3 separate regions of the Homo sapiens genome follow, and all the other regions are linked to region 1. Evidence: chromatin contacts called from ENCODE Hi-C or POLR2A ChIA-PET data. All regions are on one chromosome and are shown on one strand. Each heading gives the region's core, a stretch centred on a gene start or an enhancer-like site at or near the end of the contact. The rest is flanking DNA. Distances are from core to core; before and after follow the strand shown. Region 1 holds the start of PBXIP1 (PBX homeobox interacting protein 1). Region 2 overlaps KCNN3 (potassium calcium-activated channel subfamily N member 3). Region 3 holds the start of KRTCAP2 (keratinocyte associated protein 2).

What was found. Hi-C counts contacts between places; a loop is a spot of excess contacts on that map. ChIA-PET counts read pairs that join two places held with the same protein, here RNA polymerase II (POLR2A). Pooled maps may share reads with other maps.
Region 2: a pooled map shows a loop between it and region 1 (4-fold over the local background). The contact joins the enhancer-like site here to the promoter of PBXIP1 in region 1. A Hi-C loop is called at or near these places in 22 of 37 single-sample maps with no recorded cell type and 10 of 50 pooled maps. POLR2A ChIA-PET finds 5 or more read pairs at or near these places in 5 of 52 experiments (CD4-positive, alpha-beta T cell, CD8-positive, alpha-beta memory T cell, GM10248 and 2 more).
Region 3: a loop to region 1 is called in a pooled map, with 11 times the contacts of the local background. The contact joins the promoter of KRTCAP2 here to the promoter of PBXIP1 in region 1. A Hi-C loop is called at or near these places in 2 of 37 single-sample maps with no recorded cell type and 10 of 50 pooled maps. POLR2A ChIA-PET finds 5 or more read pairs at or near these places in 3 of 52 experiments (CD4-positive, alpha-beta memory T cell, GM12878 and SK-N-SH).

Annotation. Positions count from the first base shown.
Region 1 is chr1:154,953,300-154,957,400 of GRCh38, forward strand. It overlaps PBXIP1 (PBX homeobox interacting protein 1), which reads right to left and starts at 2,800. Exons shown (of 11, transcript NM_020524.4): 1 at 2,770-2,800; 2 at 372-458. The coding sequence starts at 422. PYGO2 (pygopus family PHD finger 2) reads right to left here. Exons shown (of 3, transcript NM_138300.4): 3 at 3,727-4,101.
Region 2 is chr1:154,790,073-154,793,784 of GRCh38, forward strand. The region is part of intron 2 of KCNN3 (potassium calcium-activated channel subfamily N member 3); the gene reads right to left. Among named protein-coding and RNA genes, the nearest start is that of KCNN3, 78 kb to the right of the region's middle. RefSeq lists an enhancer at 1,393-1,702. Within about 2 kb of position 1,804, at least 5 of the 41 ENCODE cell types and tissues checked have a DNase peak (open chromatin) inside an H3K27ac peak, as active enhancers do; they include CD4-positive, alpha-beta T cell, where a contact is called at or near this core.
Region 3 is chr1:155,171,971-155,175,927 of GRCh38, forward strand. KRTCAP2 (keratinocyte associated protein 2) reads right to left here and starts at 1,334. Exons shown (of 5, transcript NM_173852.4): 1 at 1,251-1,334; 2 at 768-922; 3 at 595-658. The coding sequence starts at 1,254. It overlaps TRIM46 (tripartite motif containing 46), which reads left to right and starts at 1,879. Exons shown (of 10, transcript NM_025058.5): 1 at 1,879-2,059; 2 at 3,416-3,677; 3 at 3,918-3,957. The coding sequence starts at 1,997. RefSeq lists enhancers at 714-993, 1,097-1,605, 1,184-1,283, 1,484-1,533, 1,606-2,114 and silencers at 1,864-1,953, 2,123-2,417.

The sequences.
Region 1 (4,101 bases), core at 1,550-4,049:
CCTCACTCCAACACTGGCTCCAACCCACGTCTCCACATCACCCATGGGTGTCCCACAGTCTCCCCCAGCATGGCGTTCCCCACTATCGCCTCAGGACCTTTGTTCACATTGGTCTCTCCATTCGAAATCCATCCCTACTTGTCTCAGCTTACCCAACTGGTCCCTTCCTTCATGGCATGGTCCAAGTGCCAACACCTGACCCCTGGGGCCTGATCTACTTCTTCCTGCTACTGGAATTCCTCTAACAGCCAGCAGGAAGTGATGTAGGTGACCATCAGGACTAAGGAAAAGGACCCACCAAGAAAGAAGCCCAGCACTGCAGAAACACCCCCCAACCCCACCCCCATGGTTCCCAGGCCCGCTCTTCCTACCTCGGAGCCAGCAAGCACCCAGCTATTATCAGAGTCTGGGCAGGAGGCCATAGTTGCTGAGGTCCCTGAGGCTGCTGTGGCTGCCACCTGCAGAAGAAAGCTCTCTTAAGGATGGGAGCTCCCTTCAGGAGGGGCAGAATGCAGAAAGCAGCCTTGGCTGGGTTCCAAGGTTCAAGTGCTGGGCAGCAGCCTCCAGAACCAAGCCTGGTTCCAGTCCTTCTCTCCCTGACACCCCAGCTCTTCTAAGCAGTATTTGCCTTGCAAATCAGAATCTGCCAACACCCACAGAGAAGCCAGCCTCTTCCAGGGACCAACAGGGCCTTGGAAAACTGAACTGACCTTGAAAGGTCAAAGTAGCATAGGCTGGAAAGGCTCTGGGGAATTCCAGTCCAGCCCCCTGACATTTGAGTCAGGGAAGATGAAGCCCAGCAAGGTTGACAGACTCAACTTGCCAATAAGAAGACTTGTTAATAAGAAGAGCAGGGAAACAACACAGCCCTCCCTTCACAACACCAGGTACCTACACAATCACTACCTTCTCCCCCAGGACCTGGAAGGGAAGACTCAATGGCCTCCTTCAGCCCTAAGTGTCCCACCACTTGCCCAGCATAAGTCCTTGGTATGGTCTAGTTCAGTGGTTCTCAATCTTGGCTGCACATTGGAATCACCTAAGATTTTGATTCAATTGAGTTGGGGGGTAGGCCCGGCTGTGGGTCTTTTAAAAAACCACTCAAATGATTCTCATGCGCAGCCAGGGTTAAGAGCCACTGGCATAGCTTAGATCCACCTGGATGCACCTTTTATAAGTCTCCTCATCACTCTCAGTCTTCATCCTAAATTCTGTTTACCTTCTTAGTAATCGCCAGAGTTTGGTCTTAGGGAACTTGAAGGTGACTGGGAAAATGGATTTATGGCAACTATCATGTATATATACATCACTTTATAGCTTGCAAAAAATAGACAAAAATCAGGGCTATGGTCCTGCACCCGGTTAATCTGCTCTGACTTGACAGGGATAGGGGAGGGAATCACTCCAGTTTCCAAAGCCTGACTGACACAAAGCAGGGTAAGAAGAGAGGGATCCGCCCCTTCATCCAAGGCTAAAACAGTTCCCTCAGGCAGCTCCTGTTGGGACCAGGCATAAAGGTGGAAGGATAGATGAGCTGACCTCTCAAGAGTACTGGATTGTGATCCCTCAGAACAGGATAAATGACTGCTTCCCGAGCACTTTATAAGAAAACTCAGGAAAAGGGAAGTGAGGCTGGGAGAGTATGGCAGTTCTACCTTTGAAACCAACCACATTATCCCCTTCTGTTTGAGCTGTTTTCAAGTCCTGCGTGGTGCCCTAAGTAACCTCCTGTGGCTCCTGCCAGTCAAGATCCAAGTCCTGGATAGGTCTTTCCCAATGCCCATCCTCCCAGACACATGCACCCATTCCACACGGAGACAGGAGAATGGCTGCAATGACCTCCCTGTACCAAATCCAACAGGACACCCTGGCATGCATCTGTAAGTATCCATAGAGCCATGGCTGTTCAGCCTTCCGCTTGTGGCTCCACCCCCGCCCTTGTTATCATCTCCCCATCCCCAGTTGCTGACTGTTAACAGGTGGTGGCAGGAAGGAAGTGGCAGCAGCTTGGGCTGAAGTCCCTGTTTATCCCTAGCTGTGTGTGCAGCCTGCTCAGGTCCTCTAGAACCAGGCACCATGGCAACCACAGTGATGTCAGACCCACTGTCTCCATGGAAACCAGCAAAGGTATTTGGGTCAACAAAACAAATACTTATGAGACCCAAATAGGAGACACTCTGAAACTCCTATACTCTGGGTTCCAAACCCTGATACCTCTTTCTTGGTTAGGTTAACCCAGGGTTCAAAAAAACACCTCTTCTCCCAAGCCAGCATCTCACTGCCTTATTAGGAAGTTCCTTCTGCTGTCTAATCTCCACCCTTCCCTGCTGTGTTTCCAGATCTTTTTCTTTTCATCGACCTTCTGGAAGAAAACCCACCTCCACTCCCTCCCTCCACCCCCTTCTTTTCATTCAGGCAGGATTCAACAAACACCTCCTGTAAGGATTATGACAGAGACTTCTGCTATTTCTAAAAAACAGCTAAAGGGGGAGCTCTCCCACTCAGCATAAAGCTAGGAAGTCTCGCCTCTAGTTAATTTAAACTCCTCTAACAGTTGCTCCTCCAAACCGCTAAAGCAAAGGATCTAGGGCCACTTGCCTGGGGTACCCAGAGCAAGTTCCTGTTGTGTTAGCGTCGGCACCTGGCCTTCCTCCCCCAGCCCAGAAATGAAAAGCAGCTCATTCCTTCTAGATTAGTTCCGCCTTCCCTTTTCCTTATTCCACCCCCTTCAAAGCGAATCTGTGGACCCCTTCCCAGCTAAGGCATTACCTGAACCAGCTCTTGCTTCGGTCTTCAGCTTAACTTGTTGCAGGCTTCCCTTTGTTTGCAGCCCGAGAAGAAAATCATGTGACCAGAAACTGACCAATGAAAAGTCAACTTCCCCAAGGGGGCGGAAACTTTTGGCCAATAAGAGCAGGAATTGAGAGCCAGGGGAGGGGAAGGGAGGTCTAGCGACACGGCCCTAAACCTGGGCTTACCTCCTGGTGGGCGACCGGGGTCCCAGCTAACCGAATCCTGAGTTTCCTGCCCTTCTTTCCCAGTGTCTAAACAGTTTCTAGAGGGAACCCCCACAAACTGAGAGAAAAGCAGACGGTGCCGTCTTCTGAGATGACGAAGACAAGGGGCCAGGTTGGCCCCAGGATAGACAGAGACAGCTGTGAGATGGGGGAAGGGAGAGGGACAGGTCGCAAATCCAGGGTGTGGAAATAGCCCTCCTGCCATTCTCCCCAATCTGCTCCAAAACAGACTGCTTAAAAGATGCCATTGCTACTTTAAAAAACGGTTGGGGGACGGGAACGATCTGAAAAACATCCCAAAATGAAATTTGCTAGGACAGAAGCAGCCCCTCCCCTCACCCTTAGAGCGACACTTGCTCCCTAACCCAAACAACTGGGAGGTGGGTGGGGTGCTAAACCCAGAAGAGCTCAAGCACTTGTCTTCCAGAGGCTGTGGTGCCAAATCCGCCTGGCTCCAGGCCTGGCCCAGGAATATGCTCAAAAAGGAAACTCAGTTTCTCACAGTGGAGACACAGGGGGATGGGCGGGGAAACACAGGCCTCCCTTGGCTCAGCAGCTTATACCAGGGTCAGCTCAGGGGCCAAATCTGCCATTCCCACTCCCAGGGACCCTGGGGAGCATACATATCCTCAACCCCTAAGCACCCTACCCAGCAGTGACAGCGGCTCATTCCAGCCTTTTCACACAGCAACAGCAAGGAGTCCTTGTCTGGGATTTTAAAATCATTTTATTAATCCAACAGTACAAAAGACCCCCACCACCACCGCATTCTGCCATCACTTTGTTCCAAAAAGTAGTGGAGTGAGAGAGCGAGAGGGAGCAGATCCAGCAAAAACACTCCCCCAGGGGCCATTTTACAAAATGCGGAGCAGGGGAAGACAACACAAAAACAGCAACAGATAAATGGGGCAAACAGAACAACAAACACAAGAGTTGAGCAGCGGGGTGGGGGTGGGGGGTTGCCATCTACGCCGTTTTAGTGTGAGGGACACTGGGAACGATGCCCAGAGGCTGCTCTCCTCCCAGCCTCAAAGGTTGTCAGCTCCACCAGAGCAGGGTCTTCTCTCCTCATGCCAGGAACTGA
Region 2 (3,712 bases), core at 554-3,053, 160 kb before region 1:
TAATTTTTTGCATTTTTTAGTAGAGAAATGAGGATTCGCTACATATATGGCAACATATATGTTGGCCAGGCTGGTCTCGAACTCCTGATCTCAGGTGATCTGCCCGCCTCGGCCTCCCAAAGTGCTGGGATTACAGGCGTGAGCCACCATGCCCAGCCAAGAACACTTGCTTTTAAAAGCAGAGTATCAAAGGGATGTTTGCACACCCATGTTCATTGCAGCATTACAGATACTCCTTAACTTATGATGGGTCACGTCCTGATGAGCCCGTTGTAAATTGAAAATATTGTAAGTAGAAAATGCATTTAATACACCTAACCTACCGAATGTCACAGCTTAACCTAGCCTGCCTTGTGTGCTCAGAACACTTACATTAGCCTACATTTGAGCAAAATCATCTATCACAAAGCCTATTTTATAATAAAGCATTGAATATCTCATGTGATTTACTGAACACTGTAAACGGTAGAGTACTGTATCAGTTGCTGACCCTCGTGATCACAGGGCTGACCGGGGCTCTCTGCCGCTGCCCAACATCACAAGAGAATATCATGCCGCATACCACTAGCCCAGGAAAAGATCAAAATTCAAAATTCAAAGTACAGTTCCTGCTGAATGTGTGTTGCTTTCACACCATCATAAAGTCGACAAATCTTAAGTCAAATCATCGTTAAATCTGGGACTATCTCTCTCTGTAGGATTCGGTACTATCTGCAGTTTTAGACATCCACCAGGGATCTTGGAACACATCCCCCATGTATATACTGTACAGAATTTCAGGTTTGCAGGAGACAAGAGTTCTGGAGATTGTTTGCACATCAATATGAGTAAACATAACATCACTGAACTATATACTTAAAAATGGTTAGGATGAGGCCAAGTGTGGTGGCTCACGCCTGTAATCCCAGCACTTTGGGAGGCCGAGGTGAGTGGATCACCTGAGGTCAGGAGTTCGAGACCAGCCTGGCCAACATGGTAAAACCCCATCTCTACTAAAAATACAAAAATTAGCTGGGCATGGTGGTGCATGTCTGTAATCCCAGCTACTAGGGAGGCTGAGGCAGGAGAATCACTTGAACCTGGGAGGCAGAGGTTGCAGCGAGTCAAGATCGCACCACCGCACTCCAGCCTGGGTGACAGAGTGAGACTCCATCTCAAAAAAAAAAAAAAAAAACAAGTTAGGATGGTATTTTATATTACGTGTATCATACCACTTTTTTTTTTTTTTTCTCAAAAAGACTGCTCTAAACTGAGAGCTCTTGCAGAGCAAAGACCACATCAGGTACATTCTTGCGGCTGGTGCTGGGGAGGAGCTCAACAGATGTCTGCCCGCGACAGCTCAGCAGGTGGGATGGGTGATCGGCTGCCTCCCGCTGGCTGTGGCTAACACTTCTAGAAGCCCTGCACACCGGAGAGTAAGCAACCAGCCCAAGCCTGGCTAAAACCAAAAACAATAAAAAGCCTCGAGAACTGAGAATGTGGAGGAGGAAGACAGGACAAAAATAAATCCAGTCACTGCTGTGGTCAAGAAGAGGTGGCTTTCACCCATTCCTCAAAGGAACCTCGAAAGGGAACGAAAGGCCCCGATGTTAATTTTAGAAATAGCTTGAAGCCCTGTCCAACTTGAGAGTGACTCTGTGCCTCTTCCACAGCTTAAAGTACCTGGACTTTTTGACAGTTGTGCTCCTCTGCTGCCAAATGAATGGGGGTTGTAATCCACTTGAGGATCTTTTAAACTTCACTGCTGTTTGTATGAATTTGGAAGGAAAAACCAAACCTCCTCTGAGAGCTGACTCACGTCCCTTTGGGCATTGTGCCAGGCCCTCAGAAATCACCTCATCTGCCAACCCATCTATAATACCCTGTCTGTAAAAGCATCCTTCTGCTTCCACTGGCCAGGAAGATCGCAAAGGAAACCATGTAATTGCAAGAAAAGCCAAGTCAGAGAGGCAGGTGACACGTGTTTTATGACCAATGAGGGGCAAAGCCATAGAAAGTTCAGAACTGAGAGTGGGTGGGAGCATAAATCCTGTTGCCATTGTGGTAAAAATGGGTGGCACTCACTGTGGGAACCTTGAAAGGGAACAGAGTGCCACGATGCTGCTTTGCAGAGGGTCAGGTGGTCACACAGCATCCTGGGGTGGTTTATTCCCTCCGGGTCTCCCCCGTCTGCCATGTTCCAACAACCATCCCAGATCCTCCTCCCTCTAATTGGGATCATATTAAATAGCCTTTCCACCAGTGACAGAAGGAGGTGGGCTCTTAGTGGAGCCCACTCTGTAAATATAGAGTAACAACAGGAATCAGAATGTTCCACTGGAAACAGGTGGGACTTGTCCTCCCCATACAGACTATAGAAGATGTTTACAGGACTTTCTGCAACCATCCTCATCAAGTATAATCCCAGAAAAGTAACAGCAAGCTGATGGGTTTATTCAGGTAATATCCAGGAGACATATTTCTCTTTAAAAGGAAAAGGAATTTGCATGTTTTGTTATGGCCATCCCTTATTCCAGTTTAACTGGTCCCTAAGAGGCTCTAACTACAGCAAGAGGGATTTTGGTTAGAGAGATTGTCAAACCTTGAAGAAGGGTAGAGACGGAAAGAGAGAGAATTTGAGGGAAGATTCCTCCCAGGGAAATGTTTTCAAAATGAAATCTGGACCTATTCATGTGGGAGAGAATGCCCACCCCAGAAGCAGGGGATTGACCTATATGGGCTCCGAAGTTCTTTTCATGCTGTTTCCATTGAGCTGCCTTCCCTTGCCTGTGATGCAGGCAGAAGTTTGATTTTTTTTCTATCCCTGAAGGTGTTGGCAAAACAGAAAGTTTCTCTCCTTCAGCCAGGTCTCAGGCAACTTCTAGTGTGTATTTCCCCACCCTTTTCATTTCCCAGCCAGAGAAAGGGGAGTTCCTTTAGTTGTGGTCCTCGGTTCTGTACCAAGAGCAGGAAGCTCCTAACCCCAAACCATCGCACTCAGGAATATTCTCACCACAAACACCTAGAAGCCAATCTTTCCACTCCAAATGGAGATGGACAGGTCAATCAGAAAGAACGGGCTATTGAAAAGCTGTAATAAATCATGTGCCAAGTGAGGTGTCAGACATGCAAACCAGGGAATACAAAGTCAGAGAGTTGTAAATGAAGTAGTGGGTTGAAGAGCTAGCAGTGGCCTGGTTCTCTCTGCCCACAGCAAAGGCCCAGAGCCAGCTTGTGCACCACCCCTCCTCTTGGCCAGGAAGGTACCCAAATGTCTGTTCCTTGGTAAGAGGCTGACCCTGAAAAGTTTACACCTGGAGTTTCATCCCTGTATCTTAAAGCAAATGGGGTGATGGGGAGGGATGTCGGGGGCATGGGAGGGTGGCAGACCCCAATGCAGCCTAGAGACAAAGCCACCAGGCTTGGGAATTAACAGACTCCATTTAAAAGTTATAAACCACCTAAAAGGATTACCATTAATGACAGTGATTAATGCAAACTGCAAAGTAGCAATAAATCATTAATTATACTTTCAATTTTTAAAAACTCCAACAAATCAATATTAAATCTTACAGAACTTATTCACTATGCTGGGGACTGTTACCCAACTGTTGTGGGGGGAAAGGCAGAAATAGAACACAAAAAGCCTGCAGTGAAATACCTCTAAGAATGGCTGGAGTAGTTAACTTAGCTTGACTTGACCTCGTTAACGTAGTTGACTAAGCTGACTTAG
Region 3 (3,957 bases), core at 84-2,583, 220 kb after region 1:
TAAGTAATCTGGCCTTGACACTTAATTTGCTTTATAAACTTAATTCTCCATAAATAACTGAATCATCAATTCTTGATTACATGAGCAATTGAACAAGAATTATTCCAAACAGGAAATAATCTAACAGTTATTCTGATTTGGTCAGGATTCCTGCTGCCATAGATATTTGGTGCCTCTAGTATTTAGGCTCTTCACAATTCCCTCAAATAAGTAGAATTCTCTAATATTGAGTTAACTTCACATCAGAACTCCATAGTGAACTTGGTCCTGCTGCTTCTTCTGGTGGGAACAAGGACCGCCTCCCAGCGAATAGATGCAAAACATCAGCCCAAATTTGCCTGTTCCCCTCAAACCTTCCCTGGGAGCTGGCCAGAAGGTACCAAAGTTTCTTGCTTTCAAAGGCCTTCTCTTCCAGCTCCAACTCCAGGAGCTATACAAGGTGCAGAATCGAAAAGCGTCATCTGTCTTCAGACAGCTTCAGTAAATATATTTCTCCTTAACAACCTTTCACCTAAGCATCTGGAAATTCAATATCATGTTTCAGGAGGTTAAAGAGGAGAAAGTTCAAATACTCAAGCTCCAATATTCACTTACTCTCAGGGAAGATCTTTGCTTGGAATCCTTTGCCAAAGACAAGATTCTCCAGATTATTGAAGGCCTGGTTGAGGGAGTTAAGGAGTAGGGTGTGCAACGGGGACAGAGCTGTGTGGGGAAGGGGAAGGGCACATGCCTACGTGGCCCGCCCCCTCCAACTGCAGGGAGGATACAGTGAGCGAGAACACGAAGAGACCCGAACCAAGCAGGCCGCCCTGGATGGTGAGCCACTCGGTGGAGGCCAGCTGACGGCTGTACATCTGCATCCCAGCAAAGAGCAGCAGGGACAGGAGGGAGGAGAGCGCCAGCGAGGTGCCCGTACCCACCACTGGAGGGGATGGGAGAAGGGACGGAGAGTCAGGCTCCGCCCTCCCTCCGGCAAGCTACGGGCAGATCAGCCGGTCCGGAAGCTCGGTGGGCCGACCCCCTCCAAGAACTCCCGGGACTGCAGCCACACGCCCCAACTCCCCACACCGCGCGGCAACCCCTACGTATTCCCCAGCCCCGGACACCCCGAACCCTCCCGTCCGGTGGAAATGCCCGCTCCCGGTGGAACCCAGGACACGTCAGCTCTGTCGGGAGAGGACGAGGAAAGCTTGTCCACCCAAACCCCGACCCCCTCTAGGACTTCCTGGGGACCCCACCGGTCCTGTTACCCATCATGCCCCGCCCGTGAGTCCAACCGGCGCCTCTGGCCAAGAAAGGCGAGCTGAACCGGGTGCGGTTAGCTATGCGCATGCGTCAGCGCTTACCGCGGACTTGCTACTCCTCGCGTTCTCCTCTTTCTTCCTCTCAGTGCCTGGACGCAGCGCCCTCTTGCGACAGGGAGGAAATAATGCGTCGAGGGGGCATCCTCGGCCACCGCCCTGGTCCTCAGGCTTTCCTCGTACCTGGTGCGTCTGCTGCCACTCTGTACAAGGTGCACTTATCTCTTTAAGTCATTGGGCCCATGCCTGTGGCATCTATCCCATCTCTGTCTTCTTTGCCATTTCTTTCATCTCTAGTGCACGTTCCTCAAACCTCCCTGCCCCATGCCTCAACATCTCCCAACCTAAAATTTAGTGCTCCCAACCAGGAACTCATTTTCCTCCGAAACTAATCCCCCGCTTTATATGAGTAAAATTAGGAGCCAATGAAAAATGAGAATGTAAGAAATGGCTCCCCCGTCAAATACCTTTCCATATTCCCCAACCCCCCGACCGGCTTTCGAGAACCACGTGGGGAGAACTATTTCCCACCCCCTACCCCGACGGGCGCTGTTCGAGGCTGGTCCCGGGAGCATGCGCAGTGACACCTCAACCCCCAGCCCTCCTCACACCCCCACTGGGCTCCTGCATTAAGCCCGGGGTTCGCAGCCGCAGCCGGGATCGGGCACCCAGGGGCGGGCGGGCACGGTAGGGCCATGGCAGAGGGTGAGGATATGCAGACCTTCACTTCCATCATGGACGCACTGGTCCGCATCAGTGTGAGTTAAGGTGGGGTCGAGGGAAGGGGAGGGGGCGTATAGGGTTCTGGGGCAAGCTGGGACCTGGAACAGGTGGGGATCCAGGAAGATGCTGGGATGTAGACAGGGGGCTAGCGATGGCAGAAACGGCTGGGAGGGTCGGGATGCAGGTATGAGAGGGTAATCCCGGGAGCAGCCCGGAGGTGAGTGCCGTGAAGGCGTCGGTGTGCTGGAGCGTGAGGAGGAGCTAGGAGCAGCCCAGACGCAGCGGGTGGGCTGGGGTGGCCTCCAGCAGTGCACCGGGGCTGGGGCTTCAGGGGAAAGGCCCTGTTATGAGAAGAGGGACGTGTGAGCTTGGATATTTTCCAAGAAAACTGAGGACAGGTGGGGGATGATGTAGGAGCCGCCCCACAGTGCAGTTCCCAATTTGGACCCCTCCCCAAGACCCCACCCCACGCACCCCCACTCAGGGCTGCTTCCGAGCCTGCGGTTGTCATGGCAACCCGTGCCTGGCTCTCCCAGGGGCGGTGCCAACCGTGTTCCCCCCCACCACTTCCTCCCCCCCTCCTTGTTCCTCCCTCCTTTGTGTCAGCTGCGCCCCTGACCGGGATGGCTGCGAAGAGAGGGACCAAGGTGAGGTGTGGGGGTGGGGCATAGCCTGAGGACCCCCACTCTCGCCACCAAGAGGGGGAGGGGACTTCCGGTGGGGAGGGGGCGAGTAGGCGGGGCTCTTGATTCCCCCGCTAGTTCGGAGAAGGGGGTGCCGCTGACCGGGTTGCGCTGCGGGAGAGGGCGGGAGGGCCTGATGGGGGCGAAGGGGAATGGGTTGGTAAGACCGATGGGGAAGTGAAGGATGGGGAATGGAGGCTGGAGTGGCCGCAGGCCGGAGCTGCGGCAGGAGGACGTATGGAGCGAGCAGGATGGAGTGCCAACCTCGCCTGGCTATCGGGAGGAATCACGGCATGGGGGTGCTGCTAGAGAAGGGAGTGGGGGTCTGCATGGAGCTGCAGAATGGGCGGTGTCCTTGAGAAAAATGCCAGGGGCAAGCTGCCCAGAGATGGGGGATGGAGGCAGGTGAGGGGGCTGCCAGCTGGGGCTACTGCAGCTGGAGAAATGGGGATTGGGCTTGAGGCTGGAGCAGGCACAAGCTCCAACCGTCCCTCCTCTGGGCCTTTAGCTCTGCAGCGGGGAAAGAGAAGCAAGGGACAGAGGTCTGGGAAGGTCTGTGAACCAGCCCAAGGCAGGTGCTCTGGAAAAGCTGCAGGTAGCTTGTCTTGCTCCTTCCTCAGACCCCTAGGGTATCCAAGGGCAGCCAAGGGGCTGCTGAGGTATGCCTAAGTGTCCAAGCGCTGACCTAGCCTCCTGGTCCCTCCACAGACCAGCATGAAGAACATGGAGAAGGAACTGCTGTGCCCAGTGTGTCAAGAGATGTACAAGCAGCCACTGGTGCTGCCCTGTACCCACAACGTGTGCCAGGCCTGTGCCCGAGAGGTCTTGGGCCAGCAGGGCTACATAGGACATGGTGGGGACCCCAGCTCCGAGCCCACCTCTCCTGCCTCCACCCCTTCCACCCGCAGCCCCCGCCTCTCCCGCAGAACTCTCCCCAAGCCAGACCGCCTGGACCGGCTGCTTAAGTCAGGTGGGACTGGGGCCTGTAGGGTGGGGATGGGAACGCTGAGCTATTCATCAGGAAGATGGAAGAAGTCCATCACTGGTCAGAGGCATCTGTCTGTCTTTCTGGGGGGTGGAGATACTGCTTACGCAGGCTCTAATGAGAGCTGAGCTCTGGCACAATGAAAATCTAATTTAATTAAACAGGCTTCCCCACACCCAGCCAGCTGTAACTCTCATGTCCTCTACCTCCCTGGTTCACCCACAGGCTTTGGGACATACCCTGGGAGGAAGCGAGGTGCTTTGCA